2 separate regions of the Homo sapiens genome follow, and region 2 is linked to region 1. The links are chromatin loops, found by intact Hi-C in ENCODE. Cell type or tissue: Caco-2. All regions are shown on one strand. Each heading gives the region's core, and the rest is flanking DNA. Links, peaks and the distances in the headings are about the cores only. Region 1 holds the start of LOC124903727 (a long non-coding RNA gene). Region 2 overlaps ADAMTS18 (ADAM metallopeptidase with thrombospondin type 1 motif 18).

Region 1 (16,081 bases), core at 5,392-13,391:
TTTTCTTGAGATAGGATCTCACTCTGTCACCCAGGCTGGAATGCAGTAGCACAATTACGGCTCACTGCTGCCTCGACCTCTGGGGCTCAAGCCATCCTCCTACCTCACCGTCCTAAGTAGCTTGGACTGCAGGTGCCTGCCACTATGCCTGGCCCGTTTTTTTCTTTTTTATAGAGATGGGGTTTTGCCATGTTGCCCAGGCTGGTGTCAAACTCCTGGCCTCAAGCAGTCCGCCTTCCTTGACCTCCCAAAGTGCTGGGATTATCAGTGTGAGCCATCGTGCCCGGCCTTGATGTGGTTTTCGTAAGTGCCTCCTGAAAGCAAACCTGCTTCAGCCCCAGGAGCTGGACTAACTGCTAATCATTATAGCAGGAGTGACTTATTCTTTCTCAGATTATATTTGAAGACAAAGTTCCAATGTAAATAAAAAACACAATTCAAAGGGGAGGCAGCATCTCTATTTGGGGAACTAAAAAATACAATTATTCACACATTTTTAAAAAAATATATGCCCCTGATAAGAAGTCCTGAAATTAATGTTGAAAGCAAGGCAGTGGGATGCCACTAAGGAAGCAAAAGCAGAGGCCGGGTGCAGTGGCTCATGACTATAATACCAGCACTTTGGGGGCTGAGGCCGGTGAATCACTGAGGTCAGGAGTTCAAGACCAGCCTGACTAACATGGCCGTCTCTACTAAAAATACAAAAATTAGCTGGGTATGGTGTCACACACCTGTAATCCCAGGTATCTGGGAGGCTGAGGCAGGAGAATCGCTTGAACCCGGGAGGCAGAGGTTGCAGTGAGCCAAGATCACGCCACTGCACTCCAGCCTGGGCGACAGAATGAGACTCCATCTCAAAAAAAAAAAAAAAAAAAAAAAAAAGCAAAAGCAGAGCCCTGGCTGATAGGTTTTAATACATATTTAGTGAGTTCTACTCTTTGCTTTTATGTGCCCCATGCTCTTAAGAAGTATGAGATATTTCATGTTAAGGCAAAATCTTAGGGTTTCCATATATAACTCACGAATGGTTTTTCTTTGAAGAACATTAATCTGATAATAAAGTTTGCCTGGGATGTTACCCTTTATAGTCATTCTGTTTTCAAAAGGTTGTATTTATCAATTTATGGTTCTAGTATCCACATCAGTCTTGAAAACCAATAATCTACATGTTACAATTATTAAAATATAAAATATATTATTTTAGGGAGGGGAATGGAATTCAAATTAGTTGCAAATTTCATCAAAAGGAAGCGTTCCACAAAATATTTGGATTCCATATCTGAAATAAAATATCACAATGCTGGTAAATCAGAAGCTAAACTTAGAACCAAATTGAAATAATAATCTGTAATTTTCACTTTGTCACTTCTGATGTCTTACCAGGTTACATAAATGTAAAGGCCATTTGCTTGCGAGATCAAAATACTCAAGTCAATTCCTCATTCTGCAGTGCAAAAACCAAGCCAGTAACTGAGCCCAAAATCTGCAACGCTTTCTCCTGCCCGGCTTAGTAAGTCATTTGGAAGTGTCTTTTTGTTTAGTTTTGTACTTGTATGCCTTCATTGTTGTTATGAGATGATGAAAGCTCACTGTGAATACTGCTAATGGAAAGTGATTCAAAGGTAGACGCAATACTTTAAAAAGTAATAGAAGATGATGAGCTAGGCATGGTGGCACGTGTGTGGTCCTAGCTACTTGGGAGGCTGAAGAGGGAAGATCAGTAGAACCCAGGAGTTCCAGGCTCCAGTGAGTCATGATTGTGCCACTTACATATTAGCCTGGGTGAAAGAGTGAGATCTTGTCTCTAAAAGAAATTTTTTTAAAAAAGATGGTTGAAGTTTACATTTGAGTTGAAAAATACAAATTTACTTTTGGTACTCACTTGACTTTGGCTTGATAGCCAGGAATAAATTTACTGGCTATTTAAAAGCAAGCTTGCTTGGGATATGAAGACCTCTTTTTTTTTGGAGGGGAGGAGGAACAAGGAGTCTCACTCTGTTGCCCAGGCTGGAGTACAGTGGCCTCATGATAGCTCACTGCCACCTCTGCCTACTGGATTCAAGCAATTATTGTGCCTCAGCCACCTTAGTAGCTGGGATTACAGGTGCACGTCACCACACCTAGCTAATTGTTGTATTTTTAGTAGAGACGGGGTTTTGCCATGTTGGCCAGGCTGGCCTCAAGTGATCTGCCTGTTTTCAGCATCCCAAAGTTCTGGCATTACAGGCGTGAGGTGCTTTTTTCTTTTAACCTTTGCATAGGGATTCCTCTTCTCTGAATGGAATCAGACAGATATTTAAATAACACAGAATCCTAAATTAGTTCAATTTGCGTGCGGTTGTGTGCCTAACTTTTTTGTAAATGGTCCAAGAATTTAAAAATCATAATATTATGCGGGCCATGAAACCCCAAATGCAAAATTACACAGTAGCAAGACACAAAATAAAAAGAATGGGGTATAGGCCAAGTGGTAACTCCACCGCTGATGATGGCAGCCTTGGAGGGGCTCAGTGAGTTTGTTCTTGGATTGACTTTAGCCACACTATTGTTTGAAGACTAATTTTAAGTAATCTTCCCAGTTAAAGGGAGTCTCTTTCATGTGATTTATCTTCTGCCAAATATATTTATATAAAATGGATGGGAGTTTCTTCTAAAGCAGTGTTGCATTCACCAATGTTTTAGATCATCTTCATAAGTAGTGTTTGGTTTGTGGTGATGCAATCGTATTACACAATCTTTATATATAAAGATGTGCGTATATGTGTGTGTATATATATATACACACACACACTTTTTTTTTTCTTGTAAATAATAGTGCATTTGTCATAATCTGAGGCTGAGGCAGGAGAATCACTTGAGCCTGGGAGGCAGAGGTTGCAGTGAGCTGAGATCGAGCCATTGCACTCCAGCCTGGGCAACAAGAGCAAGACTCCATCTCAAAAACAAAAAAAGTTTCAATTGATAACCGTTCAAATATATACCAAGTCTCAGACAGATAGCTATTAAAAAAAAACTGGTCTGGCAAATTTTAAAGAAAATGAAGGTAGGTATTTAACCTATCACTAAATTCAGGTGTAATCAGAAAAGTAATTTGGGGAAGTACCCACTTAAAAATATCCTCTGTGAGACCTTCTCTAAATGTACCCCTCTCTCCTGCACAAACCTCCCTCTCTTTCTCTCTCATTGATGACTGTTCCATGAGCCTCCTCATTGTATTTTATGTTGACTTCCATTGCAGCACTTATCAGAAAGTACTGTCTTTATTTGTTCACATATCCACCTCTTTACTGTGTTATAGGCTCCTTAATGGAAAGAAGGCTGCTGCCTTAATTTTTCTAATCCTAATGCTTAGGAGAGTCCCTGACACATAGTTAAAATCCCAACAAATTTGGCTCAATGAATTGTGCAGATTTTAAAGTGGCATGTATTTCTTCTCATGCAGAGGCGGGAGTATATTTGTAGAACTGTGGGATGATTAAATGTGATTATTTATATCTCAATCACATTAGTATAAGCCTCTGGATCCCTCAAAGAACAATTAGAATAACTTATCTTATTGGTTCTGAAATTGATTCATGGCTTCCATAGGTGGTTTACCTTTCACAGTAACTGCTTTGGAAGTTATCATACAAAGTTTGGCTTCATTGGTAATGTTTGTTTTGCACTGAAAGCTGGATGCCAGGTGAATGGAGTACATGCAGCAAGGCCTGTGCTGGAGGCCAGCAGAGCCGAAAGATCCAGTGTGTGCAAAAGAAGCCCTTCCAAAAGGAGGAAGCAGTGTTGCATTCTCTCTGTCCAGTGAGCACACCCACTCAGGTCCAAGCCTGCAACAGCCATGCCTGCCCTCCACAATGGAGCCTTGGACCCTGGTCTCAGGTAACAGGAGAAAACTTGGGAGTTACTATTCTCGGTCCCCATGAAGGCAAAAGTAGAGGTGTCTTTGCTCTCCACTGGGCTCTTGGCAGTTTACATGTTCATGGAAATCACCCTGAGTTCATGTGCCTGGGAATCTGCATTTTAACTAATGTTCTTTAGGAAATCTGAAGTTTTGGCACCCCTCTCCCAGAGCTTAGAATCCTCCTTAGAGGAACAGAAATTGGAGTGTGGGGGCCATTTAGGCCAGACTCGTGAGCACAGCTAGAAAGGATTCCAGTATCAGAAGACTGGCTACTGAATTCTCCAAAGCAAATGGGAAACGCAAATACAAAGAATGAAGCATCGAAGAGATATTTAACTCTTGCTTCAATGGGAAAGAGGTAAAGTTAGAAGAATACAGAGAAAAGTAGGGCATAAAGTTTGCTATGGTCACAAATTCCCAGTGAAAGCCATAAAATTTTAAAGTTAGAAGGGACAGAGAGCTACCTTGTCGTTCACAGCTCAGAATTCCCTCTAAAGCAAAGGTTCTCAACCGTGGGTAAGTTTGCCTACCAGGAGACATTTTGATGTCACAACTTGGGGAGATGAGTGCTCCTGGCATCTAGTGGGTAGAGGTGAATGTCCTACACAGCCCAGGCCAGCTCCTCACCACAAAGAATTATCTGATCCAAAATGTCAGTGGTGCTGAAGGGAAGAAGCCCTTCCCTACAGCTTCCCTTGCAGATGATAGCTCAACCACTGCTCAATCACTGCTGGCAAACAAATTATGGGGAAGAATGAAAAAACGGCAAGAGTTTTACCACCTGAACCATGGGGCCAGGTAGCAGCCACTGATGACAGTTCTTCTGTGTTTTCCTTTAGCGTATATTACATGCTGGAGGGTGCTGCTTTCTGATTAATTTCAGCAATACACTACCAGAGGTCAGAGTAGGGCTTTATTTTTTAATGTTAGGACATATCTGTTAGCACAAGGGTCCCCAACCCCCAGGTCATGAACAAGTACCTGTTTGTGGTCTGTAAGGAACTGGGCTGCCCAGCAGGAGATGAGCAGCAGGCCAGCATCACAGACTAAACTCCACCTCCTGTCAAATCAGTGGCAGCGTTAGGTTCTCAGAGGAGTTTGAACCCTGTTGTGAACTGCACAGGTGACGGATCTAGGATGCATGTTACTTATGAGAATCTCATGCGTGATGATCTGAGGTGGAACAGTTTTATCCCCAAAGCACCACCCTGCCCGTCCATGGAAATACAGTGTTCTGCAAAAGCCGACCCTGGTGCCAAAGAAATTGGAGACTGATACGTTAGGGAATTAGGGGTCAGGAGGGAGAGAGAATATTTTTGAGCTTGTTTAGGGGTTCTTTCAAATGAGAGAATATATTCCTTTATAGCAGAGGGTAAATCTAAATAGTACATGGTGTTGAGTCTAGTCTCTTTCTTTGCAGTTAGCAATATAATTTACAGAAAGAATTCAAATAATTGTTTTAGCCAGATATGTATGGTGGGTAATGGGAATGGGGGTGGTTAAGTAGATCTCGTAAAAAGAGCTTTAGTTCATGGAGTTTATCCCACCTTTCACAGGAATATATTTAGTGTGTTGTTTTTTTTTTTAATGTGGCTACTGAAACCTAATGGGAATGCAAATAGAACTTTTTTGTCTTCTCAAGTGTTCCAAGACCTGTGGACGAGGGGTGAGGAAGCGTGAACTCCTCTGCAAGGGCTCTGCCGCAGAAACCCTCCCCGAGAGCCAGTGTACCAGTCTCCCCAGACCTGAGCTGCAGGAGGGCTGTGTGCTTGGACGATGCCCCAAGAACAGCCGGCTACAGTGGGTCGCTTCTTCGTGGAGCGAGGTATGGATTAGAAGTCACTGCTGGGTCAGGAGATTGAGACCATCCTGGCTAACACAGTGAAACCCTGTCTCTACTAAAAATACAAAAAATTAGCCAGGCAAGGTGGCAGGCGCCTGTAGTCTGATCTACTGGGGAGGCTGAGGCAGGAGCATGGCGTGAACCCAGGAGGCGGAGTTTGCAGTGAGCTGAGATTGCGCCACTGCACTCCAGCCTGGGCGACAGAGTGAGACTCTGTCTCAAAAAAAAAAGTCACTGCTGGAGGTTTCTTGAGATGCTCAGCTGACCTGCTAGCATCTAGGCTCACAAAACTCCTTTGTGTTGCACACATTGATACCAAATGCCTGCTACTTCCCAGTTCTCTCCTGATTTCTTCACGAAACATTGCTAAAGCACCCCCACATTGATCAAGCCTATGTCTGGGCAGTAGGGGCGCAAGACTTCATAAAGCACACGCAGAGAAAGCACACGTCAAGTGACTTGATAGAAGTCTGTCATTTTATGGGAGAGCTCAAGCTTCACCCAAGCCGGTCTTTGGGAAGAACCCTTGTCAGAAGAGACTTTCTAGGGAGCATGGCCTGAAAAATGAGCAGGAATCAAAGCAAAAGGGGATTTGGGGCAAGGTTGTCCCAGACAGAGGGTGCAGCCTCTACACAGGAGTGATGACAGGGGACTGCACATTTAGTAAAGAAGGGACATGGGATGGGGTGGAAAAATCATGAGGGCCTTGGGTGACACACTAGAAATATCTCTCACAAATACTGGGGAGTAAATTTTTTATTTTTGAGACAGGGTCTTGCTCTGTTGTCCTAGAGTGCAGTGGCAAAATCTCAGCTCACTGCAGCCTCCACCTCCCTCGCTCAGGTAATCTGCTGCCTCGGACTAGAGGCATGCACCACTATACCTGGCTAATTTTTATAGAGATGTGGTTTCACCATGTTGCTGAGGCTTCACCATGTTGCTGAGGCTGGTCTTGAACTCCTGGGCTCAAGTGATCCACCTGCCCCAGACTTCCAAACTGCTGTGATTACAGGCCTGAGCCACTGCACCCAGCCTAAAAGGATATTTTTCCTAAAAGGATACTTTTGACCCTCATCATGTTACCTCCTGTGTGTGAGAGGTTGGGTATATTTAAAGAGCAATTATTTGCTGTACAGTGGTTTTTCCCATTAAGCTCTGAATCCTTTTCTCTGGCCCTTACCCTCTTCAACTCAGATTCCTAACTCCTCAGGCCTTAGGTAGACCTGGACCTGTAAGTGTGTAACCCTAAACCTGGAAATTCTTTTGCCCATCTTGCCTTTCTCCTGGACTCCATCTCACACCCATGTGGCATCCCAAGGTTCCTTTTTTACTTTATGAGGCTAATGATCTGTGTGATTTTGGGAAAGTCAGTTCCGTTCTCTGAACTTTGGTTTCCTTACCTATAGCATGAGGTACTTGGCTGCTGTATCTGTAAGATCCTCGAGTGAGTGTGGTTGACCTTGTGTAATCCCATCCCTCCTATTTCATGTGGATGGTGCAACCTTATGTCAAACTGCCTCTGTCCAGAAGATGTGATCCTGGCAGTCTTCACTTTTACACATCCTGTCTTGGCTCCTAGTGTTCTGCAACCTGTGGTTTGGGTGTGAGGAAGAGGGAGATGAAGTGCAGCGAGAAGGGCTTCCAGGGAAAGCTGATAACTTTCCCAGAGCGAAGATGCCGTAATATTAAGAAACCAAATCTGGACTTGGAAGAGACCTGCAACCGACGGGCTTGCCCAGCCCATCCAGTGTACAACATGGTAGCTGGATGGTATTCATTGCCGTGGCAGCAGGTGGGTACAGGCCGATTGAGGAGGTGTCTATTCAAGTGAGATGTCGAAAAATGAGGCGTTCTGCAAACAGTTGCTCTTAGTCTGTTAATGGTTGTCTAAGTAAAAACAACTAAGGGCTCAAGTTCTGAAGGCAGAATGGGTTTTGTTCTTTGGCCCTGGGCAGGTAACAATCTGTAAACCTCAGTTTTCACATCTAGAAAATCATTATCTGGGAGAGTTGATTTGTTTTTGTTCATCAGAAAATGTATGTAAAACACTTACCACCAGGCCAGTTATACACTGCTAATGTTGGTCATTGCTGTTGCTACGGAAACTACCACTCGAGTCTTTCTGTTTTAGAAATGCTGCTCACAGCCTTTACTCATTTGGTTCTTACATCATGTTTCTGAACAATGTAATAGCTAATATTTGTCAAGCTATTACTATGCACGGTGCTAAGTACTCCTATTCAGGGGTAGTATGGTCCCTAAAGCTCAGAATGTCAGGCAATTCAGCCAAGGATACTTCGCTTTTAAACTTATCAGATGCTAGAGGCACCCTTCTTTTCAGAAGACTTGGGTGAAACTTTAGCTAGGATTGGTGTGTGACGCGGTCCTTCCAGCATTCCACCCAGCAGATGTTGCTGCACAGCTGTTCAGTTCAGAGGACTCGGGTGCTCCCCACCTCACCATTAATCACAGAGTCCGGGTAGAGGTATCAATATGTACGTACGTTATCTATCTGGGAGGATCTGGAAACCAACACATGGATGAGAGGAAAGGAAATTAGCCTGATTTTCTCTGGCCAGGCATTGTGCTAGGTGTTACACATATTGCTGGGGATTTCTTTTTAAAATTGACTCTAATAAGTTTATTTAGATTAAGGGGTCAGCAAACAGTTGCCACCCAGCCAAATCTGCTCCCCCAATACCTGCCTGTTTTTATAAAGTTTAACTGGAATGTAGCCATGTTCATTTGCTTAATATATTGACCACAGCTGCTTTAGTGCTACAACGGCAGTGAGGAGTACTTGCAACAGAGGCCGTATGCCTATACAGCCTGAAATATTTACTATCTATCTTCCCCTTTAAAGGAAAAGTTTACAAACTCCTAGTTTAGATAATTTGATAACAAGACTTGCCCTTAAATTTTAATTGAGACAGAAACTACAGTCAATTATAATGCATATGTACATTTAAGAAAAATTAATGTAGTAACTTTTTAAAATAAGAAAAATCCATTTAAAGGGCTACATTTTTCCCTGGTTTTCCTTTTGTTATGAAGTATCTTTATAAATTTTTCATATGGCTGTCTGGAAGAAAGACAGTTGAGTTGTCTACTTTTGAAAATTTTTAATTGCACACTGAAATCAGCGACTCCTAAGAAGCACCAACTCTGTCATGCCAACTCAGAATGTGGCTGGGCACCGAGGACCTAATTCCAGAGCTGTCTCTGACCATTTCTTTTTCTGTCCCAGTTTTGAACTATGTCCTCCACTACTGCAGCTGCACAGATTGTCTGGAATTCTTTAAATCCTGTGATTAACTCCCTAGGTGTGTCTGTATTTGTTTCTGCATTCTTAGAGCAGCTTCTGTATTTCTGGAGCTTCTCTTCTTTATGAGTGAGTCACTTAACTGGGAGACACACACTCTTGGGCTAGATAGATAGCATTTGCCTAAAACCCTTCTAATCAGATCAAAGGGATCACACTTGTTAGGATAGATGCTGTGGACTGTAAGCACATGTGCCTGGCTCCAGCCAATCTGTTTCATCAGCAGGCATCTTGTTAATGTCATGAAGCATGGGAATTCCTTCTGTTTGATGTCACTGACCTCAGTAGAGTGTTTCTGACTCCTTCCTCTTCTCTCTGCTGCAGTGCACAGTCACCTGTGGGGGAGGGGTCCAGACCCGGTCAGTCCACTGTGTTCAGCAAGGCCGGCCTTCCTCAAGTTGTCTGCTCCATCAGAAACCTCCGGTGCTACGAGCCTGTAATACAAACTTCTGTCCAGCTCCTGAAAAGAGAGGTAAAAAGGCACCATGCTCCAGTCAACTTTACTAGTCTTTAGATAATTTTTTCAAAGGCTACTTTGTTAGTAGTGCAGCCTGTGACATTGTACAACTCTAGGGTAAGCCATTCACCCGAAGTCTATGTGACAGTGCTCCCTGGAGTTGTATAAGGCACCACTCTGGGGAAGTTGCTGTCCAAATAATCTTTTTCAGACAGTCTCAGTCTGTCATGCAGGTGGGAGTACACAGCTCACTGTAACCTCTGCCTCCCGGGTTCATGCCATTCTCCTGCCTCAGCCTCCTGAGTAGCTGGGATTATAGGTGTGCACCACCACGCCTGGCTAATTTTTGAATTTTTAGTAGAGACAGGGTTTCACCATGTTGGCCAGGCTGATCTCGAACTCCTGGCCTCAAGTTCTGGGTTTACTGTCACAAGCCACATGCCCAGCCTATCCTAGTGATCTTGTTTGCATGGGTCTGAAGGGAATATTTAATTGCTACAATAATGCTTTTTAACCATTATTAATTTGAAAATGGGAACATAAAGGTGAACAACAATAGCCCTCAAGGAGCTCATATTTTAATGGAGGAGACAACTATAATCCATATATAAAGATGTTCATGTTTGTTGAAGATATAAAAAATTCAGAAATCAAAAGTAATAGTCATCAGTGAATATGTATTGCCCTAGGACTATACCTAAATGTTTTCTTAAAGTTAGTTCAAGGGAAGTGCAGTGAGTACTGATAGGAAAATGGAAAGTCTGAGTAAACTGTACCATTCTTCACTATTTGAAGTAATCTGACAAATGCCAGGAAATATCTTTCAGCCTAATCTGCTTGCCTCGTGCTAAAGAATCTTGCACAAGACCAAAAAAAAAATAGCTCTGTAGCAGTTACTCAGAGCCAGATCATCCTAGTCCATGCTGGGATACTACATAGGGAAGAAATGAGCAAGCGGTCATGTTCTTCCAGACTATCAGTGATTTCTCATTTCCACCCTTAATTACCAAAGAAAGATTCAGCCTAGAAGGCCACCAGCACCCCCAACGACAATGACCAATTATGAAATTGCCCAACAGTATCTCCTGGAAGGATGGGGAAAGTCAACATGCACGTATGGTCCAAGGAGGCCATTTGTCTTGTTATTTTTGGCTCACCCAGCACCTAATACCACAATGGGCACGCAACAGGTACTCAATAAGTCTTAAATGAATAAATGCATGAGTGTAGGGCTACATGAAAGATCATGTGAAAAGTGCTGTGAGGTCCTCGATCTTGTTCAAAGCCAAGTCACCAAGCACCTTATATACCTCCAGCACTCTTCTAGGGATGAAAGAATACAGCTGGGTCCTATTCTTAAAAGGTCCTGTTCTTAAAAGAAAGCTACAACAACAAATAAGTGGTGGAATATTCACAGTGTTACAGTGATGGTCAGTTCTACCTGTGGTGCTGGAATGAGGGGAGTCATAGGGTGCATATGAGAAATGGCTTATTAAAAGAGGAGCTTGGCTGAGTGCTGTGGCTCACACCTGTAATCCCAACACTTTGGGAGGCTGAGGCGGGTGGATCACCTGAGGTCCGGAGTTTGAGACCAGCCTGGCTAATATGGTGAAACCCCGTCTCTACTAAGAATATAAAAACTAGCTGGGTGTGGTGGCAGGTGCCCGTAGGCCTAGCTACTGGGGAGGTGGGAGGATCTCTTGAACCCAGGAGGTGAAGGTTGCAGTGACCCGAGATTGCACCACTGCACTCCAGCCTGGGCTTTTTTTGAGACCCTGTCTCAAAAAGAGGAGTTTCTCTCTGTGCCTCATGGCTGAGTCAGGTGGCTTTTGGAAGAATAAAGGATACGAGCCCACGTGTTTGTTCTGACCCAAAAATGTGGCCTACAGTTTACTAAGTTGAGGATTTTCTCCCATTCCCATCCCAAGTATAGGGATGATTACATGCTTGGCAGGGTGACTACTATGAATGTCGTTTGAGTGTATTTTCTGGCTGTGAGTTTTCAGAAAACATTAGTGAGCAGTAAGGAGGCGCATGGTGACGGAAGAAGATTCCGTTCTTTGCCTCTTCTCTGAGCCCCCCACTGTGGACCAGGTACGGTACTCTGCTAGGCACTGTGAGAGTTTCCTCCCCTTATGGAGCTTCCACTTGGGTAGAAGTTTCTACCCATTGTAGTCACTTAAACTAGACCCTAGAGAAGACCATTCTGCCCATGGCTGCATCCTCCTGTCATCCAGTGTCACCAAACAGCTTTGTTGTCCCCCAGATCCCTGCCCATACTGAGTGCCAGTCTAGGGGCAGTCATTGTATATCATCATCAGTGTGTGATGCCTTATCTGGGTATCTTGGTTGGATCTCCACCTTGGGGAAGCCATCCTTATGGTTGCACTGTACATATTATACATAAAATTCTCTTCAGAAAAGAGAGAAGGCCCTAAAGCAGTCATACCACCCAGAGACTTGTGTCACACTGCATTGAAACTGGGTGTTTACGTGTCTGGAAGCTACCTGGGCTGCAGACTAGTCATATTAAGTTAAGGATGAGCAGGCACTCAATACTAATAAGCTGCTCCTCATGGAATCCCACATCTTCAGATGGGGGCAGGCAGCATTGTACAGTGGAAGGAGCAAGGACCCTAAAATCATAAAAATAGAGTTGAATCCACACTGACTTGACACTCAGTAGCTATGGAGCTAGCTATGGAGCTTTGAGCAAGTTTTGAACTTTCTGAGCATTCATAAAACTGGGAAATAATGCTTACTTCGAAAGACTGTTTTGAGTATTAAAGAAGGTAATTCCATTTTTCACACATGTCTTTAGTGCTTACTGTGAACCAGAAACTGTTCTGGGGTCTGATTACAAAATAAACAGGCACGGCTCCCACCTTCTGACAAGCTTGCTTCAAAATGGAAACGGACAACAAATCAACCAATTAGCACACAGTGTCAGAAAGTAAAGTAGCAGGGGTGAAGGGGTGAGGAAATAGGAAAACACCTTCAGATTATAATGATCAGGCACGACCACTTGATTATTTAGCACTTAAACAGAGACCTCAAGGAAGGTGAACCACATATGGCTCTAGGAGAGTGTTCCTGGCAGAGAGACCCCAAAGTCCCCGAGGCAGGAATATACTAATCTAATTGAGGAATGGCACGATGCTTGGAGTACAAGAAACAAGGTGAAGAGTGGTTAAGCAATACATGAAAAGTGGGACTGGAGGCCTTGTCAGTCAGTGTAAGGATTTCAGATTTAACGCTGAGTACGATGGAAGCCAATGGAGAACTTTGAGCAGAAGAGAAGAGCAATAGGATCTAGCTTTAGGAAGATTACTGGCAGTTAAGGTGAAAGGAGTGCAGGTTGTCTCGAGTAGAACAAGGACTTGTCAACTCTGCCAGGAAGCGGTTGGAGGAGGTTCCACTAGAGCAGTGGCAGTACTGAAGAGGTTGGATGCTGGGTGCATTTTAAAGATTGAGCCAAGAGTATCTGCTGATTGCATGGAGAACGTGAAGCAAAGAAATGATTCCAAGGTCATCTTCAATAGTGTAAATGAAATACCTGACTCACAGTAGAAGCTCAAACAACCAGCTGTTAGTAATTATAATCAAAAAAAGCACTTATACTGACAGAATAGTAATACATCTCACTTCTCCTGCCTGACTTACTTACATGAAGGGGATGTATAAAAAGGAATTTTAGGCAGAAAAATCAAGGCTTGAAGAAGGAACTCTAAGCATTTCTGAATTATGTGTAGTGTATACTCTAAATATTTTTAAAGTCAAAACTGTGCCTTAAAAATACAGTAAAATGGCCGGGGGTGTGCCTCACACCTGTAATTCCAGCACTTTGGGAGGCTGAGGCAGACGGATCACCCGAGGTCAGGAGTTCGAGACCAGCGTGACCAACATGGTGAAACCCCATCTCTACTAAAAATACAAAAATTAACTGGGCGTGGTGGTGGGTGCCTGTAATCCCAGCTACCCAGGAGGCTTACGCAGGAGAACCATTTGAATACATGAGGCGGAGGATGCAGTGAGCCGAGATTATACCATTGCACTCCAGCCTGGGCAACAAGAGCAAAATTCCATCTCAAACAAAACAGTGAAATGACTGGGCCCTTGCTCCTACAACATGCACTTATGTTTACATACCCATTCACTTGCATTTCCTATCTCCTGAGGCCCATCTGAGTAAGAATTCTTGATGTACAGTGAAATAATCACATCTGTCCTGCTCATTGAACAACTAAAGAAATTAGAAAGGACTGGTGTTGACTTAAATTTATTTACTTGCAAACTGGTTGAGATTGACTTAAACCTACACAGACTGTTGGAGACCCGGCTTTTTCAGTTAATCTCAACCCATTTGCAGGCAAATAAGGTGGCTTGACTCCCAATACATCAGGCTTCTTGCTCCTGAAATTATAGTTCGTGGACCAGCAGCACACCCTCCCTTAATGCTCCCCTCTGACAGCCCTTCTCAATCAGAACCAGCGGTACTAGTGGTACAACAATATCCTTAGGGGATCCCTAAAGCACCATTTTAGGGTATTTCCCTGGACACTGAATTCCATGGTAGCTCCCAGGCTACATAGGGAGGATCAGACATTGATCTTGGATTAGATGTGACATTTTTTAAAAACAAATCATTTAATTTTGCTAATGGTCAGAGTCTTTTCTTGGCATCTAAATCCTGCCCCTACCTCACCCCCCTACCAAAGTCCCAATGTTTAATGGGAAAAACCACATAGAGGCACAAGGGAGGTGGGCCCAAGACCTTTGTTCTGTAGGCCCTCACCTTAAGAAAAAGGTGCTATGTTAATATTAATAAATCATAATATGCAAATCACCAAAGGCTGGGCCCGGTGGATCACACCTGTAATCCCAGTACTTTGGGAGGCCGAAGCAGGCAGATCACTTGAGCTCAGGAATTTGAGACCAGCCTGGCCAGCATGGTGGAAAACCCCGTCTCTACTAAAAATACAAAAATTAGCTGGGCTTGGTGGCACTTGCCTATAGTCCCTGCTACTTGGGAAGCTTAGGCAGGAGAATCGTTTGAACCTGGGCAGCAGAGATTGCAGTGAGCGGAGATCACACCACACCACTGCACTCCAGCCTAGGTAACAGAGTGAGACTCCATCTCAAAAAAAAAAAAAAAGAAAAAGGATAGACACCCTAGCCAACATGCTAAATATATTTTCTTATTTTAGAGGATCCATCCTGCGTAGATTTCTTCAACTGGTGTCACCTAGTTCCTCAGCATGGTGTCTGCAACCACAAGTTTTACGGAAAACAATGCTGCAAGTCATGCACAAGGAAGATCTGATCTTGGTGTCCTCCCCAGCACCTTAGGGCCAGGGGCTTACCTTTCAACCTCTAGAGAGACCAGCTGCCTTTGAGACCAGGAGCTGAGCACCGAGAACCATCTGTGAGCTGCCGCTGTGATGAAGGAGCCTGCTCTGAGGAACAGACAGGTTGCCAGTAGGCTTCTAGCTCAATTCCCTGAAGCACGTGGTACTCTGAAGCACTTGAAAATGGGAAGCGATGACAAATCTGACTTTAAAAAAAATCTTTGATTTGCACTGTTATATGCAAGAAGTGGTGAATCACACTGAGATACGTCGATTTGGGGAGAGACCCCCTTTTGAACTTCAAAGGGTTCAAGGGCAAAGACATCTGTTTTAAAAAGGTCCTTTATGACTTCAGGTCAAAGACTGAGACTCAGAACTTTCAAATCTGGATGGAATACCTTGCCTAACTGTTGCGTGGAGTTCACAGTTCGACTAACCCTGTGAACACCCAAGCCAGGAGTTCTATGAGAAGCCAAATGGTGCTCGCAATTGTGCTTGCTGCTGGACTGGCAAGCTTCATGTTATGTTTATTTGGTGTGCGTGTGTCTTTATTATTTTGTGTAAACTATATTCTGCTTATAGAGAGTCTCTGAGACTAAAATTGACAACTTGAAAAGTATTCCAAGGAATATTATGAAAATAGGGCAACATGGACTGTTTAAGATCTCCATGTAATTGAAATTCATGCAAGGAAACAACTCATAGAAAAGATAAATATGGATGCCCTTCACATGTTATCAACCTCGTAACTTTTGGTGCTTGCTGAATCAGTCCATGAAAAGCTACAGCCCGCTCTTTGGGAATGCTACATACCCATTTCTGGTATTTAAAAAATATCTAGGAGGAGCTAAATGACAAAACACAGCAGTGTTTTGAGGGAGAAAGGACCATCATTTATAATGCTCTGTACATACTACCAGAGCTGCTTGGAAAATTAAAGGCCACTTGTGGCTTTTTCCTACCAACTGATACGTTTAAATTTGCCCTAGGATTGAGCTAACAGCAAAAAAAAAAAAAAAAAAAAGAGAGAAAGAAAGGAGTAAACAGTGGTAATAAAAAAATCCATCTGTCTTCTTGCTATGTTAATATTAATAAATCATAATATGACAAGACCCTCACTGAATAAGAGTATTTTCAGTCATCAGAAGCCAGCTGTTGGTAGGCATTAATGAGTTTAAAATTGTTCTCAATTGAAAAAACATCACACTATTTT
Region 2 (16,081 bases), core at 4,464-12,463, 64 kb before region 1:
TGATATTTGTTCTTGGAAGAATGAACCATGTGACACTCTAGGTATGGTATGAACAGATCCTTCACACACACCTGTTAGCTGAAAACACAGTATGGAAACTTTCTATGGATGATGGATAGCCCTTATGTTCCTTAATAAACAGACATAATATTTAAATTATGGAGTAACCTAATGTACCCTGTGGTGACTATTGTTCTTTTTAACTGAACTTAGAATGTGGGGAGCCCACTTAGTTTATTCATTTTGTATTTTTTTTAATTTGAGATGGAGTTTCACTCTTGTTGCCCAGGCTGGAGTGTAATGGCACAATCTCGGTTCACTACAACCTCCGCCTCCTGGGTTCAAGCAATTCTTCTGCCTCAGCCTCCCAAGTAGCTGGGATTACAGGCACCTGCCACCATGCCTGGCTAATTTTTGTATTTTTAGTAGAGACGGGTTTCCACCATGTTGGCCAGGCTGGTCTCGAACTCCTGACCTCAGGTGTTCCGCCCGCCTTGGTCTCCCAAAGTCCTGGGACTACAGGCATGAGCCACCTCACCTGGCTTGTATTTTTCTTTATTGATCCTACTGATGATCATTGAGGTGTGAGATACATTATTTAACTAGAAACTTGTAGGTTATTCTGTAAGCATCATGACCACAGAATCAGGTAGCTGAAGAGGATTTTACTGGGCTCCATGGTACCTAACTGTGCCACTAGGTAACAGTGCCTTTTTTAGAAGTTACTTGACTTTGAAGTACTCATTTCTTCCATATTTGTACAAGACAGTGATAGCAAGAATTGCATCTTTTATATCTATACTATATTCTAGTATATTCCATTGCACATAATAGGAATTCAACATTTTTTAAAAGTTGATGGATGGCTGTCTAAATCAGGAGTCAGCAAACTTTCTCTGTGAAGGGCCAGACAGTCAATATGTTAAGCTATGCAGGCCACAGGTCTCTGTGGCAGCTAGTCATTTCAGCTGTATTGTTCAAAAGCAGCCACAAGTAATATGTAAATAAATGAATGCAGATGTGTTTTAATAAAACTTTATGAATTTTTTTTATTTTTTTGAGATGGTGTCTTGTTCTTGTCACTCAGGCTGGAGTGCAGTGGCGTGATTTCGGCTCACTGCAACCTCTGCCTCCCATGTTCAAGTGATTCTCCTGCCTCAGCCTCCAGAGTAGCTGGGTTTACAGGCACCCACCACCACACCTGGCTAATTTTTGTATTTTTAGTAGAGACGGGTTTCACCATGTTGGCCAGGCTGGTCTCGAACTCCTGACCTCAAATGATCCACCCACCTCAGCCTCCCAGAGTGCTGGGATTACGGGCATGAGCCACTGTGCCAGGGCAGAAATTTTATTTTTTATGTTTCTCAAATTCTCTGCAGTTTCTCTGTTATGTCCTATAAATAAGTTTATTTTAACAATTAACCATTAATCACAGTCTTCAAAAACACAATGATTTTGGGAATTGTTCCATAGAAAGGGTTTTTGTAATGAAAGATGGTATATATCCATTCATATTCTGAATTTGGAATGTGCAAAGTGACATATGATAATCCAGTGCATTGTTTTCAAGAGAGATTCTGAGAAGCAGACAGTGTTATCTGTTATCCAGAGACCAAAATGTACTAAAAGGCTTGGAAAAAACAAAACACCAGAAATTCTATCAACTGTGGAAAAGGTCACTTACTTTAAGCAGTGTGTCCTAATGCAAAGGGCATGGGCTTTGACTTCCCATATGTCTGTGGTTGATTCCTGAGTGTAGAATTTATGACTCTGAGATCTTGAACAAGTTAATTCACCTCTCTGAGCTTTGGTTTCCTAAGCTATAAATACATACACACACAGATATATAATAGACATATAGCACAGTGTGTGAATTTGCAACCATTTATTTAGTGACGATGACGATGGTAGTAATGATAATGATCCCACCCCTTATTTGTGCCTTTGTATTAGATTTCCCAGCTGATCTCACTTCCGTCTTGACAATGAAGTGGGTACAATCCATTCACAAGCATGCATTTAATATTAGATGGGTACATAGATTTGTTCTACTGATTATTAGGACCCAAAACTGGAAAGAAAGATGTTCGCACACACTGTATTGTATTTGAAGATAGACTTAAGGGCTGGCCGGGATGCTTTTATAATGGCTCTTAGAGGGAAGTAACTTTGGGAACAGAAGCACTTACCACATTATAAAGAACCAGAGAAAAATGAATTTAATCTGCACATGTTGCTTAGACATTTTCATGTTTTCTGCTCTAGTAAAAGACCAGGATATGTGTTTTTCCTTGGAAAATACACCCTGAGCTGTGACGTTAATGCCACTGTTCAGTGAGCATTTTGCATTGGTTTTGCTATCATTCTATCCGTTGCTCTGACCTGAATGATAAACTCAGACAAGGCATATAAATATTCTGTGACTTACTAAACTAAATGTAAAATGGGAATTACAGTACTCATACTGACCTTACAGGGCTCTTACAAGGATCAATTGATAACAATATGTAACAAAAGCAAGAAAATAGGAAATGTTGCATTTATACATTATCATTACACAGGACAAAGAACTATAGATCTTTTTTTTTTTTTTTTTCCAAAAACACTGAATGCATTGATCTATTAAACTAAAACTGTGTAGAACATTTTGAGGACATAAATCATCATCATGTATCTGTGTGTGCAACCTTTGGATTCACATTTGAAACTGCTCTTTCAATAGGGTTTGCCCCCATCAGTGGAATGTGCTCTAAGTACCGAAGTTGTACCATCAATGAGGACACAGGACTTGGCCTTGCCTTCACCATCGCTCATGAGTCAGGGCACAAGTAAGTGCCTCTTTGAACCACTACTTTATGTGAAAACTAGTTGGGTGATTCATTGGTGTTCCTCTAACCGTTGTTGTTGACTTAGGCAGAACAAAGAGGATCAGTCTTGTGTAAAGCTTAGAATAGTTTCTGACTATACAAAGGGCTCACTAAAGGCTAGCTGTTGTTGATTTCATTCTCTTTAAACAGCAGCACTTAATAGCCACACAGTACTCCTTCGTGTGCACAGATGGGGTCTCTGGGCTGCTAGGCATTTGTTTATTTTTGTTCATGTTTTGCAGCAATGAAGACACTTCTAGCTGATTCTTTATGCACAGGAAGTAATCATGGAGAAAAATTAATTCCCAAAGTATAATGGCATGCTGCTTTTTAAAAAAACTTTTGCTGCATGTACTGAATATTCTTTTAGTTGGCAACATTGCATGTACTTAATATTCTTTTGATTGGTGTCACTAAATCTTCCTTTTATGATGGAGACAACGCTATAGAGAATTTTCAAACATTAGAGCAATAGCAGCTGCATTGGAACAAGTATAATACTTTACAAAATAATTATTTCAATGTGTAGTACTCTTCAGATATACCAGTTTAGGATGTTTGTGTGTGTGTACTTGTGTGTATATTTTATTCAACATACAGGAAATAACTCATATATTTTCAAAGCATCTAGTTAATTTTTGACTTAAAAGCAAACATCATTCAGTAACCATAGTTGGTATTTTTATATGTTGGTGCTGCTATCTTTTTTCTTTTTTTGAGACAGAGTCTCCGTCTGTCGCCCCGGCTGGAGTGCAGTGGCACGATCTCGGCTCGCTGCAACCTCCGCCTCCCGGGTTCAAGTGATTCTCCTGCCTCTGCCTCCTGAGTAGCTGGGATTACCAGTGCCCACTACCATGCCTGGCTAATTTTTATAGTTTTAGTACAGATGAGGTTTCACCATGTTGGTCATGCTGACTACAGGTGATCTGCCGACCTCGGTTTCCCAAAGTGCTGAGATTACAGGTGTGAGCCACCACGCCCGGACAGTGCCAGTATCTTCTATGAGCTACATTTATTATCTTTAGGAAATTTAAACCTTGATCATTGTTGTTATTGTTATCCAACAAATTTCCAACATTATTATACACACACACACACATTTAGACACACATGCACACTTTCCTAGATATGAATAAGCCAATTTTTAAAATTGTAAATGGAGAAGCGAAAATGCTCACTAAGAACAATGCTTCTCATACAAAGCAGGAAACAAAATATGTGTGCATATCAAATGTATGTCTAAGTTTGTTTTACCAGCATGAAGTCCAACCGAACAGGTGTCACTTTTCAAAATACTGGTCATTGAAAAATTTCATTATCTTTGCATATGTGTTAAAATTATCCAAAATCAAAATCCAACATTTTAGATAAGGAAAAGCAGAACATATTCTTCAGGTAGGATTCAGGAGAGAAGTCAGAGGTTGGGGGAAGGACAGATGGTAAAATAAAATACATACCTAAGTTCTAAATAACATGGACTTAAGAAGTTCTGAAACAGACAATTCCTGAGATATTTATATGGCATTTGGCATGTGCTAAAGAAAATATGTTATCATCTTCTAAAATGCTATTAAATTAAATTTAAGATTGTTAAGTTCAAAATTAAATTCCGACTTGATTTTCTTACGCACATAAAATTCCACTGAAGTTCTAAGTAAGTTCTTTTCCTCTAGCGTAATGGCTTCAATCTCTCCTACCCCATCTCTGTTTCTGGGATTCTTGCTGTTTCTTCTCGTGCTTTATTTATAGGTTTCTTTCTGTTTTTTACTTTCACAAATATATTTAGAAAGGGTGTCTCCCAAAGAAATCCCCTTAACGTCTTGGTTAGGTGAGAAGAAGAATTAAATTGGGAAAAGCTGAGGATAAGAAAATGCTTTCACTGAGTATACATTGACGTTAGTCAATACCTATTTTTGAGTGGTCACCTCTGAATACCTAAGGAAGTCACTGATAGGATAGCATACAGTTGCCCTGCTACTATTTTCCTGACAAAGTGGAAGGAATGCTGGAAAAATGGCCATATTATAGACATGGGTCACAAAAAAAGTCATATCTTTTATCGTAACATATTTATTTGGTATAGACTACTTTCAAAGGCGAACTCTATAAATGAAATTATATCAGGATAACATTTATTTACATAGGAGTCATATCTGCCTTATAAATATATGGTCTAAGACACAAGTTTTATTCTTTTAAATAATGAGATTAAGAACAATTTAAATTAATGATGAAATTCATATTTATATCCTTCCGTCCTCTGCATCCCTAAAAAAAAAAAAAAAAAAAAAAATTTCAGAAAAGACTTTTCTCTGTGCTGAATTTTTTAGAGAAGATCAAAGACTCTTATTTCCCCATCTTCTACCACTTTAACATCGCCTGAAGTAAGCTTTGTCTTTATGGTATGTATCCTATGTGGGTATGCACATTAATGTCACATTTATTCTTCCTGTCAGGAAATTTGAGAATTCTTCAGGTATAATGTGCATGATTTCTAGACAGTAGACCACCTAAAGTTTTTCTTCTATAATTACTAGACCCTTCTGTGATGAAACAAATTAAAGTTTTCTCATATAATACATCTGAAAGATAACAGTAATGGTCAAGATTTAATAGCCTTCAATAAAGGGGTTCAAGCATGTTAAAAAAATGTTTATTATAAGAGAGTTTAATTACAATTAGAGTTTGTGATTTCAGCTAATAAATTGATCATAGTTGGAGAGAAGTTTTTATACCATGCTAGCCTTATATATGAACAGTTCATAAACAACTTATAATCATCATCTCTCTGTACTTACTTCCTACTGACTCTGAACTTCTTTACCATAGTTCCGTGGTTGGTGACAAGATAAGAATTCTACTGTTTGAAACTAAATAATTTGGCTGTTCCATCACTTTGGCTTAGCTTATACCTAAATTTTAACTTGAGCAAAATTTTCCAGCCCATAAAACATGTAGCAGCTAGACCATTCTTTGATTCTGTGGTCAGGAAATAATATAACAAAGCCCTCAGCATTTTTAAAGTTTTCTGTGTGAATTTTATAACAATCTATAGTAATTTGCCTTTCTCTTTTCCAGTTTTAATAACTCTGTCTCTCACTTGGTTTTGTTGATGATCAATACATCTTTATTCTTCCTCAGATTATCCTTCAAAAAAATGGGTTCACAAAGCAGGATTTTGTTTTCTTCATTCTGTTTCAGCTTTGGTATGATTCACGATGGAGAAGGGAATCCCTGCAGAAAGGCTGAAGGCAATATCATGTCTCCCACACTGACCGGAAACAATGGAGTGTTTTCATGGTCTTCCTGCAGCCGCCAGTATCTCAAGAAATTCCTCAGGTATGACAGGTTAAATCCTGGGGTGCTCCTAGGTTTGGAGTGATGACAGAATTGTGCTCCATAGACCTGCAAACGAATACTCAGTGGAAATACCTTTTGACCTGTCAATAAACAGAAAGACAAATGATGATGATAATGATGATGGTGATGATGACATTGTTGAAAAAAATAGATTGAAGCCTAATGTTGTGCTAAATGTTCTCCACATATTTCCTCCTTCAATCCTCACAGCGATACTATTATCCTCAATCTAGAGTTGAGAAATCAAGTCTTAGGTTAATTGTGTTGCATAAGGTACTATCGCTGGTAAGTTGCAGACAGAAGACTCACACTTAGATCTGTTCTGACTCTAGGATCTCTACTCAACCATCTCTCCCCTGTGACTTCCAGAGGCTGCTAGGTATATTGTCTTTTTACTGTGACTAATTATTTCAATGTTATCGATCAATGTGTCATAGAGTATTTTAAAAATGCTCAAATGGTATGAGTGTGTGTTTGTGTTTTAATGAATAGAGCATTTTCTTCTTTGACTATTATGTTTGAAATGGCCAGGAGCTAGCTTTATGTCCAAATGATAGCCAAAGAAGATGGTAGCTATATAAAATGCTTTTAATAACACAGAAACCTTAAGTTGCATTAGTAAAAGTAGGAGTTTGGAAAGTTGTACTATTTAATTCATATTAAACAATTAACCCAAAGTTGAAATACACACACACACACACACACACACACACACAATCCTACCTTTATAATCTATATTGACCCACAAGGACACTTAGATGCTAATCCCATATCTCTTTGAACAGATGTTAGTGAAATTTCTTTGGGAATTGACACTTTTGATACTTTATTTTTAACCTGTACCACTGTGTATTATTTGCAAATGTTTAAAGAATTAGTAAGATCTATACACAAAGCATATTAAACGTGAAGATATCTAACCACATATGCCCAAAGGGTGGTAAAAAATCAACAGACTTTTTGTTAGTAAGCTTTGCCATGAAGATTTTCCTATTAGTTTTAAATTCATGGTTTGGTGACTAAAATTATTTTTTCCAACTCATGTAAGAATGCAATTAATAAGTATTAAAATCAAGATCAACTTAACATAGGCTGAATTTCCGTTAGTATGTAGTTAAATGCTTTTGTAGTTAAATGTTATAATAATGATAACAGCAGCAGCTAACTTTGCTTATTATGCTTTATGAAGCATGTTATATTTTCTCATTTGAACTGTGTAACAACCTTTATGAGAGTCATTGTCACTCATGAGCTGTGTAAGAGCTACATAACTTGGTCTTGGTTGCATGGTTGATTAGGACCCCCATCTGTCTCACTACAAAATTACACTTAACCACCATGATAATTAACTTCTCGGTGGTACCACATTTTAATTATTTAAGTAAGTGGAGATAAGGTGCTAAGAATATCCATGCCATCAGGACTGATTTTTGCTCTCAACAAGTCACAGTCAAACATATCTGAAGGAAATTTTTCTGCCTCATCCCCCAGTTCATTATTCCTCTTGATTCTTTAGGAATGTTATTTATTTTTGTCTGTAAGGCTTATTGTGAGTTAAAGTACATCTTTGACCTCTGCTCCATTATCTGTTTAAAAAAAGAAAATACTTGATTTAAAACTCCATGAAGACAGGTACTGTGTCTGTCTGGTTTATTTTGTACCTTTAGTGCTTTGTCTAAGGTTTGCCACAGAGTAGGGACTCAGTACAAATTGTCAAATATTGTTGAATAAGATTGTTGATGGGAGTTTTCAAATGTATTAACCTTTCCTGTCTCCTGTCAAATCCCAAGCCAAATCACTTGGATGACTAGAATTTTCAGCATCCTGTAAAACCCTTCCTGGCTGTGTACATTCCATCCTCTTAGACAGGACTCACTCTTTGGCATAAACATAGATTTGAACTTTAAACATATACCTGTTTCTAGAACCATGCTATATTTTTCTTTGCATGAATGCATTCAGAAGTGTGTTGTCGTAAATGGAAAGATCACAGATCAACAGAGTAATTAATAAGCATGTATTGTCATTACAGCACACCTCAGGCGGGGTGTCTAGTGGATGAGCCCAAGCAAGCAGGACAGTATAAATATCCGGACAAACTACCAGGACAGATTTATGATGCTGACACACAGTGTAAATGGCAATTTGGAGCAAAAGCCAAGTTATGCAGCCTTGGTTTTGTGAAGGTATGTTTGCTTGTGATTTCAAACTTACATTAAGACTCTGCAATGTGTCTGTGTCCCTAACAGAAGTGTAAACATTTGGTTTGCCAAGGCCAAGGGTTAGGTTCTGGGTTATCTCTACCGTGTCAGTTGTTTGGCATGATAATTAAGTGGCAATTTTACTGTCAATGAATTATCCAGGCCTATCCACATAGACCATGCCTGGTTTAAATACTGCTTGGTAGAAAATTCTTTCTCTTTAAATGAAGACTTTATCCCTACTAGTAAACCTGGGAACAATAGTTTGTACCTGCTGCTAATCACTGCTTTTGTTCTCTATATGATCCTATTCCCTGTTAATTTAATTCGTTTCAAATCATCACCATACCCAAATACATTATATGCCTTTTATAATATGGGATAACTATTAGCAGCTAGCTTTTTTAATATTGTCTATAAATTCAAGGTACATCTTTAGTAATATTAATAAGATTTTTGTGTCATCTTTTCTTCAAAGAATTATAAAAAAGATAATTGGGAAAGTACAAAAGTCCAGGTTATAGAAATGAGAGACACGTTGTTACACTTGGTCAAGAATGACATTTTACTGACAGTATTACAATCTCAACTTTACCAGAAAGTAAATTTGTTGTTGTTGTTGTCGTTGTTGTTGTTTTGAGACAGAGTCTCACTGTGTTGCCCAGGCTTGAGGGCAGTGGCACGATCTTGGCTCACTGCAAGCTCCGCCTCCCAGGTTCATGCCATTCTCCCGCCTCAGCCTCCTGAGTAGCCACCATGCTCGGCTAATTTTTTGTGTTTTTTTCAGTAGAGAAGGGATTTCACCGTGGTCTTGATCTCCTGACCTCGTGATCTCCCACCTCGGCCTCCCAAGTGCTGGGATTACAGGCATGAGCCACCCCGCCCGGCCCATACTAAAAAGTAGAATCATTTTTAAGTTGGTTTATTCCCAATATCCAAAGAGAAATATGGAAGTTCTAAGTAACTGAAAAATGCATGGAAATTATGGAGGTTTATAGCTCCTCTTTCCCCCTCTACTCCTGTTCCTCTTCTTCCTCCTCTTTCTCTCCCTATTCCTCCTTCTCTGCCACCACCACCACCATCACCATCACTATCACCATTTACTATCATCTTCAGCAGTTGCTAAGTGAGCCTGTGCCCCACATAAGGCATTCTACTTAAAGATTTATTTTACTTTACCTCAATCTTCACAAAAACCCTTCAAGGAAGAATTATTACCGCTTTTGACCTGGAGCTCAGAAAATATTTTCAACTTGCCCAAAGCCACAAACTTTTAAATGGTGGAATTTAACAAAACAAGTCACACACATTGATGTGAAATTTCCTCTTCTTCACCGGTGACTGGTACCAGTCACTATTACTAGTGTTTCCTAAACTTCAGTCATTAATATTCAGTCATTAATAACTACCTTCTTTATTTTAGTTGTGTTATCTCTATATTATTATTCATTTATTGCTTTTCTAGAAACCAATTCACATTCAAAACATAACTCCAGTCCGAAGAAATAATATTCATCAAATCATAGGTTTGAGATGGGATTACATTTTTTTTCTATTACAGTTTCAATGCATAACTATTAAAAAATTTTCCGGATGTCATTCACATTTTTTTGGTGTATCCTTCATGACACATGGAGCTTACTTTCAGAAATGCTGGTGAGCCTTCTGTAAAAACTAACAAATTGGCTGGGTGTAGTGGCTTATACTTATAATGTCAAGATTTGGGGAGGCCAAGGTGGGAGGATCACTTGAGGCCAGCAGTTTGAGAACAACCTGGGCAACAAAGTTAGACCCTCTCTTTACAAAAAATAAAAAAGTTAGCTGGGCTAGTGGCACGTACCTGTAGTTCCAACTACTAGGGAGGCTGAGGCAGGGGGATCACTTGAGCCCAGGAGTTTGAGGCTGAAGTGAAGGATGATAGCACTACTGTACTCCAGTCAGTACAGTCAGGCAACAGACTGAGACCCTATTTCTAAGAAAAAAAAAATTAACAGACTGTTCTATTTTCCTGTTAAGTTGATGGTTTTGGCAGAAGTTAAGTAGCCATTCACTTTGTTGAAAAAGTTTGTATTCTAATTTGCCTCTTGTTCACTTCATTCTAAAGGATTCATTATGTTATTTATTAATCACAAATTTATTACATACTATGCAGCAAAAGCACAGTTGGTAATAAGTATAATTTTCTTCAGAAATACAAAGGAGGTTCCTAAAATTACTATCATTCCTTCAGAACCATGTATTTGTGGGGTACCTGGTCTGTGTCAGGCAGTGTGCAGGGCTTAAACAACCTTTTTAAATTATAGATTGCTTTCTGGGACCTCACTATATTTTTAAAAGACAGCTTCTCATTCTGATGGTCTTTCATGGGAAGCAGAGCAAAGAGAAATGAAAATTCCAAAATAAAAGATTGAGTCAAACAAGGACAGGGAAGGTGAGAAAGACTTGCTTAAGAGAGAAATGATTTAAGATGGTGATGAGGTTAATGGAGAAGGTAGGGTGGTTTGATAGATTCTGAAGCTTGTTTTCCCCACACCTTAGCTTTTGGTATTGTTTTTAAACCTACTTATAACTTGAACCCATGGCCACACCTCTGAGGATCATAAATATTGCCAGGCTCTAGCCAGGAGGGATTTCCAAAGCAACAAAATCTCTTATTCATCCTGTCTAGTAGAAACAGTTTAGACCCGCTCTGGCAACGCAGGAAAGAGGTGAAGTTTGTCTTCAGGGCTTTTATTGTCCCATTATTACTTTCTAATCTTTTCCCCTCACTTTACTTTTTTTTTTCCTCCATGCCTCCTAGAAAGCATTGCATAGTGAAAGGGTTGCATAGTGATTAGAAGAACAACAACGAAAAGGAACTAATTATCAAAGTGTCCTCTCAGACCAGCAGATGCAGTGTATCGGCAAGACCTGAAACTTGTGAGAAATGTCTCGTCCCAGGCCTAAGGAATGAGAAATTTTGGGGCTAGGACCCAGAAACCCATATTCTAACAAAAGCTCTAGATGACCCTGATGCTCAGTCAAGATTGAGGGTCGCTGAGTTAGACAGTCTTCAATTTTGAACGTTCACACATACACATTTGCACACACAAATCTCTGGATTTGGGAGTCACAAAGACCTAGCTTTAAAATTTTGTTCCGAGATTTCCTATAAGCTTGGGGAAATGACTCAACCTCCCTTAGCCTTAGAGTTCACCTTTGAAAGGTGAAGATTACAATAGTTCCTCCATGGCTCATTGGTGAGGATTCATCTCTTGGTACAGTCGCATCACTTGATAAACAATACGGTTTCTTCTAACTCTCTTCCTTATGTCTTCAGCATCATCACCACCATCACATTTGACTCTTCTTCCCCAGTGGCTGCCCTGGTAAAGGCTCTGGGGCTGGCTCTTTTGGATCACTCATCCCCATCCTCCCCTCCTTTCCCAACCACGAGTTTTCTGTGTCTTCAGCATGCCAGACTTGATCTCTGTTCTCATCCAAAGTGTTGAAGAAAATGAGTTACGAATCTTTCTAATGGTTCTGTTATCTGGAAAGACTCAAAGCAGGATTCCCTCTGTAACAAGTGGAGAGAGCGCCCATTTGATTATTCTGCACTTTAGAAATGCTTACTGACTCCATGAGTGAGCTGATGCTGTTTGTCAGAGGGTCCCAAGCGCTGTCACAGACTGATCGAGACTTCTGTGCTGGTTATTTTACTAAGCTAGAAGTGAGCAGCTGAACAAATGCATCCTCTTTAGCTGACCCTGTACCTCAGTAGCCAGCACAGTTACTGTCACATAGCAGGAGCTCAGTTTTAATGTTTATTCATAGACCCACTGAGAGTTTGAAGCTGAGTAGAAATCGTGGGGAAGATATTTAAATTCTTGTGAATGTTCTCAGGCCTATCATTCTAGAGAGCATTGTATTGGAAGGATAGCAGGATCGGTGTATATTTCTTCTGTCAATCAAGAAAAATGACGAGACAAGTCTCAAGCATTTTAGGATATGTATCTGCCAAAGTTAAGGATGCACCCGGGAGACAGGTCTATGCCTTTTCCTGAAGATGATTTTGAGGGCTCCAACTTTAAAGGGGAAATGGCGGGAAATTGAGAAGTACACGATTTTCATGTAAGAGCAGGGTAGGGAACAATAGTTATTCATGACTTTGTCTGGCTCAGTGAACCGGCTTTTTTTTTTTTTTTTTTTTTTTTACATAAGATGACATAAACAAATGGGGCAGAGGAAAAATGCAGTGAAACTGCATTTTACATAAGATAAATATAGACACAGTGGGGCAGGGGAACAATCAGATATGCATTTGTGTCTGGTGGGCTGGGGTGACTGCACCTGTAAAGATAAGCTATCAATTTCCATTGCCATGGTGAAATTTTAACAGCTCACTAGGAATCTCCTTGTGGGCAAAATATGGGGGAGGTGTGTAGTTTTTCATCTTGTAGCCATCTTATTTAGGAACCGAAAGGGGGAGACAGGTTTGTGTGACCGAGTTCCCAGCTTGACTTTTCTATTTGGCTTAATGAGTTTGGGGTTCCAACATTTAACTTCCTTTCACACTTCTTTAAGAATTTGACATCAGGATTAATGAATGGAGAATAATTAGAAACTTCCTAGCATGGAATCATACTATTTGATACTATTATACTATTACTTTGTAACATACCAAGTTTACTGCATGCCATTTTAACTTCTATTAACTTTCCCCCATGCACTTACGCTCCAGTGATGTTGATCTTCTTGTGTGTTTTCCAAATATTTCCTTTTCCGTGTCTACAAGCCTTTGTATATGTTTGTTATTCTAGTATGCTGTGTGGCCACCCAGTGACACTTAATCATTTTTTTATTGTTGTTAAAGATTCAATTCAAGTGTTACCTCCTTATTTCCTCAGGGAGATTTAAACATTTATTTCTCTGGGCTCCAATTCCAGCTTATGTGTCCCTTTTATAAACTTGTGATACATTTTAACTGTGTATACACATCTCTTGCCTCTATTGGTAGAGAGTATCTGCCATGCCTAGCATGTGCTGGATGTCATATCAGATACTCAGTGTTATTTATTGGGCTTACAGTGATAACCAAAGCTCACATGTTTTAGCACTCCCACTTCCATAAAGTGGAAGATGTCCCCTCTGCCTCTTCTCTCATCCCTCCTCAAAGCAGCAGGAGTGACTTACCTGATTGACCAGTTTAAGACTATATCTGAGCAGGCATGCCACAGTACTGTCTCAGCATCTTCTCTCTTGTGCTGCCTGTCTGCAGGATGCACACTTCTCTTCTGCCACCCTGGAGGTTGCCTGCCTCGGATGGGAGACTTGTGTTTGCCTCCTCTACCTGCAAGTGTGAAGGGATAGTTGGTCTAATGCAGTGGAGATAGTGTTGGAAGACCTATTTGGCCACAGATCTCAGCCACATTCCCCAATTCATGATTATCAGTAATAAGGTTATTATCTAGATTTCCATTTCTTGGACTCCAGTGTCTTATTTATCTAGTGGTGGAAGAGACAGGAACATTATTTATTGTCCCCCCTGAATCCAGCAGAAAGGAAATTGAAGTTAAATAATCTGAGCAAGATTAGTCAGAAAGTGCTAGTATACAGGAAAACAAAAGGCCCTGGTTTTAGAGTCAAAATTGTAGTGATATCTATATGTGAATGAACTCTTAGAAAATTGAGGGTAAGATACTCTTTCCATCCTATAATAATAACTAATATTTATTCAGTGCTTATTATGTATCAGATAGTACTTTAAGCACACGATACATATTAATACTTCCATATCTTTGGGGGATGTGCTATTATTAACATTTTCTAGATAAGAAATCTAAAGTACATAAAAATAAATGTTTTACTAAGCTTTATATGAGCAAATGGCAGAATTAAAATTGGATCTGGGTAGCACATTCTATTAACCATTATACTATACTGCCTCTCATATTATCTACCTAGAAAAAATATAAAATGGTACCAGTGCCAATCCCCTTACCAAAAAAGGAGGGGAGGAGCAAAATACTAAATTAATATATCACAGAAGGAGACATACACATAGTCAATAAATGCATGAAATGGTACTCAATATCAATTGCTCTCAGGAATATATCAAATAATATATCAGAGAAGGAGACATACACATAGTCAATAAATGCATGAAATGGTACTCAATATCAATTGCTCTCAGGAATATATAAAAGAAATTATAATGGGGCACCACTGCACACTGACTGGAATGGAGAATATTAAAAAGATTGACAATACCAAATGATACCGAAGACCAGAAGCAACTGGAACTCTGCATATTGCTGATGAGTGTGTCAAGTGGTATAATCATTTTGGAAATGGTTTGACCGAGTTGTTTCAATGTAGAAAGTTAAACCTACCTTTACCCTTTGACCCAGCAAATGTACTCCATGGTATCTACCTGAAATAAATAAAGGACTGTGTTCATAAAAAGGCTTGTCCAAGAACATTCTCAGCTACTATTTGATTCATAGAAGCCAAAGACTAGATACTATTTAAACGTCCTGCAAAAGGTGAATGTGCAAGCAGATTAGATTTTGCTGTATTCATACAATGGAACTCCATTCATCAATAAAGAAGAATGAACTATTGATACACACAAAAACATGGATGACTGAAAAACATGCCGAACAAAAGAGTACATTCTGTATGGTTCCATTTATATGAAATTTAAGAGAATAGGCAACACTCACCTATTGGTGACCGAAATCAGAATGGTGGTTGCCCTAAGAAGGGAATTGACTGCAAAAGGGGACAGGGGAACTTTTTGGAGTGATGGAAATATTCTGCCTTGAATGTGGTGGTGTTTATAGTGGTGTATATATCTGCCAAAATGCATGGAACAGTACACTTAAAATGAATGCATATTATTGTATAAATCATACCTCTGTAAAGTTGATTTTTAAAATGGCATCGGGGCAATTCTTGGTGACTCCTACTTGTTAATTGTTATTTGTTACTTTTAAATTATTGCTTAGCTTAAAAACTTGGGCAATAAACTCAGGCATACATGGGCTTAAATCCAGGCCAACTAGAGACTTAACTGCTAAAAGAAGTTGGAAGAAGTTTCTTAATTTCTCTGAGTCTCAATTTTCTCATGAGCATGTTGAGGAGATAGTCATACTTTCGTCATGTGGCCACAATGATGATACAATGAAATAATTTATGCAAAACTCATTATCCAGTTTTTTTTAGCATATACTGTTTGCCAGGTTCTTTCATGTTATTATTTTTTTTAATTCTTGAAAGCTCTTAAAAATTCCAGAGTCTTTATTACAAATGAAGACTATTTTAAAATACAAAGTCTGTCATTTTTATTCATATATTGATTTACTGAAGCCTACTTTGTACCAGGCACTGTTTTGGGTGCTTGGGATACATCAGAGAGAAAACACAGTTCTGTACTCTCGTGGCTAGTGGGGGAGAAAACAAAACACAATAAACGTTATAAATAAGTCAATGATGTTGTAAATGAAGCCACAAGTGCTAAGTAAGTTTGGAATAAGATAAGGAAAATTGGAAGACTGACTGGTTGGTGGCTGATTAAATTTTTTAATATCGAGGTCACAGGAGGTGAAATTTAGGCAAAGACTTGAAGGAGGTAAGAGAGAGATGCAGATAGTTGAAGAAGTGGAACAGCCA

The links. Peaks named below come from ENCODE experiments on the same cell type or tissue, not always from the same donor. Only the 100,000 strongest peaks of a DNase experiment are listed, where the experiment ranks them.
Region 2: a loop joins it to region 1, with 2.8 times the contacts of the local background. A loop is called at or near these places in 5 of 110 quality-filtered maps.

What each region holds. Positions count from the first base shown.
Region 1 is chr16:77,282,718-77,298,798 of GRCh38, reverse strand. ADAMTS18 (ADAM metallopeptidase with thrombospondin type 1 motif 18) reads left to right here. Exons shown (of 23, transcript NM_199355.4): 18 at 1,384-1,510; 19 at 3,672-3,876; 20 at 5,541-5,723; 21 at 7,321-7,533; 22 at 9,388-9,535; 23 at 14,728-16,081. The coding sequence ends at 14,843. It overlaps LOC124903727 (a long non-coding RNA gene), which reads right to left and starts at 9,523. Exons shown (of 2, transcript XR_007065122.1): 1 at 9,344-9,523. RefSeq lists an enhancer at 8,527-9,726. In Caco-2, for the core only: no CTCF peak of the experiment used is centred there; DNase peaks (open chromatin) are centred at 8,158 and 9,368.
Region 2 is chr16:77,346,065-77,362,145 of GRCh38, reverse strand. It overlaps ADAMTS18 (ADAM metallopeptidase with thrombospondin type 1 motif 18), which reads left to right. Exons shown (of 23, transcript NM_199355.4): 7 at 1-41; 8 at 2,723-2,828; 9 at 6,069-6,206; 10 at 8,260-8,413. Among named protein-coding and RNA genes, the nearest start is that of ADAMTS18, 81 kb to the left of the region's middle. In Caco-2, for the core only: no CTCF peak of the experiment used is centred there; a DNase peak (open chromatin) is centred at 8,425.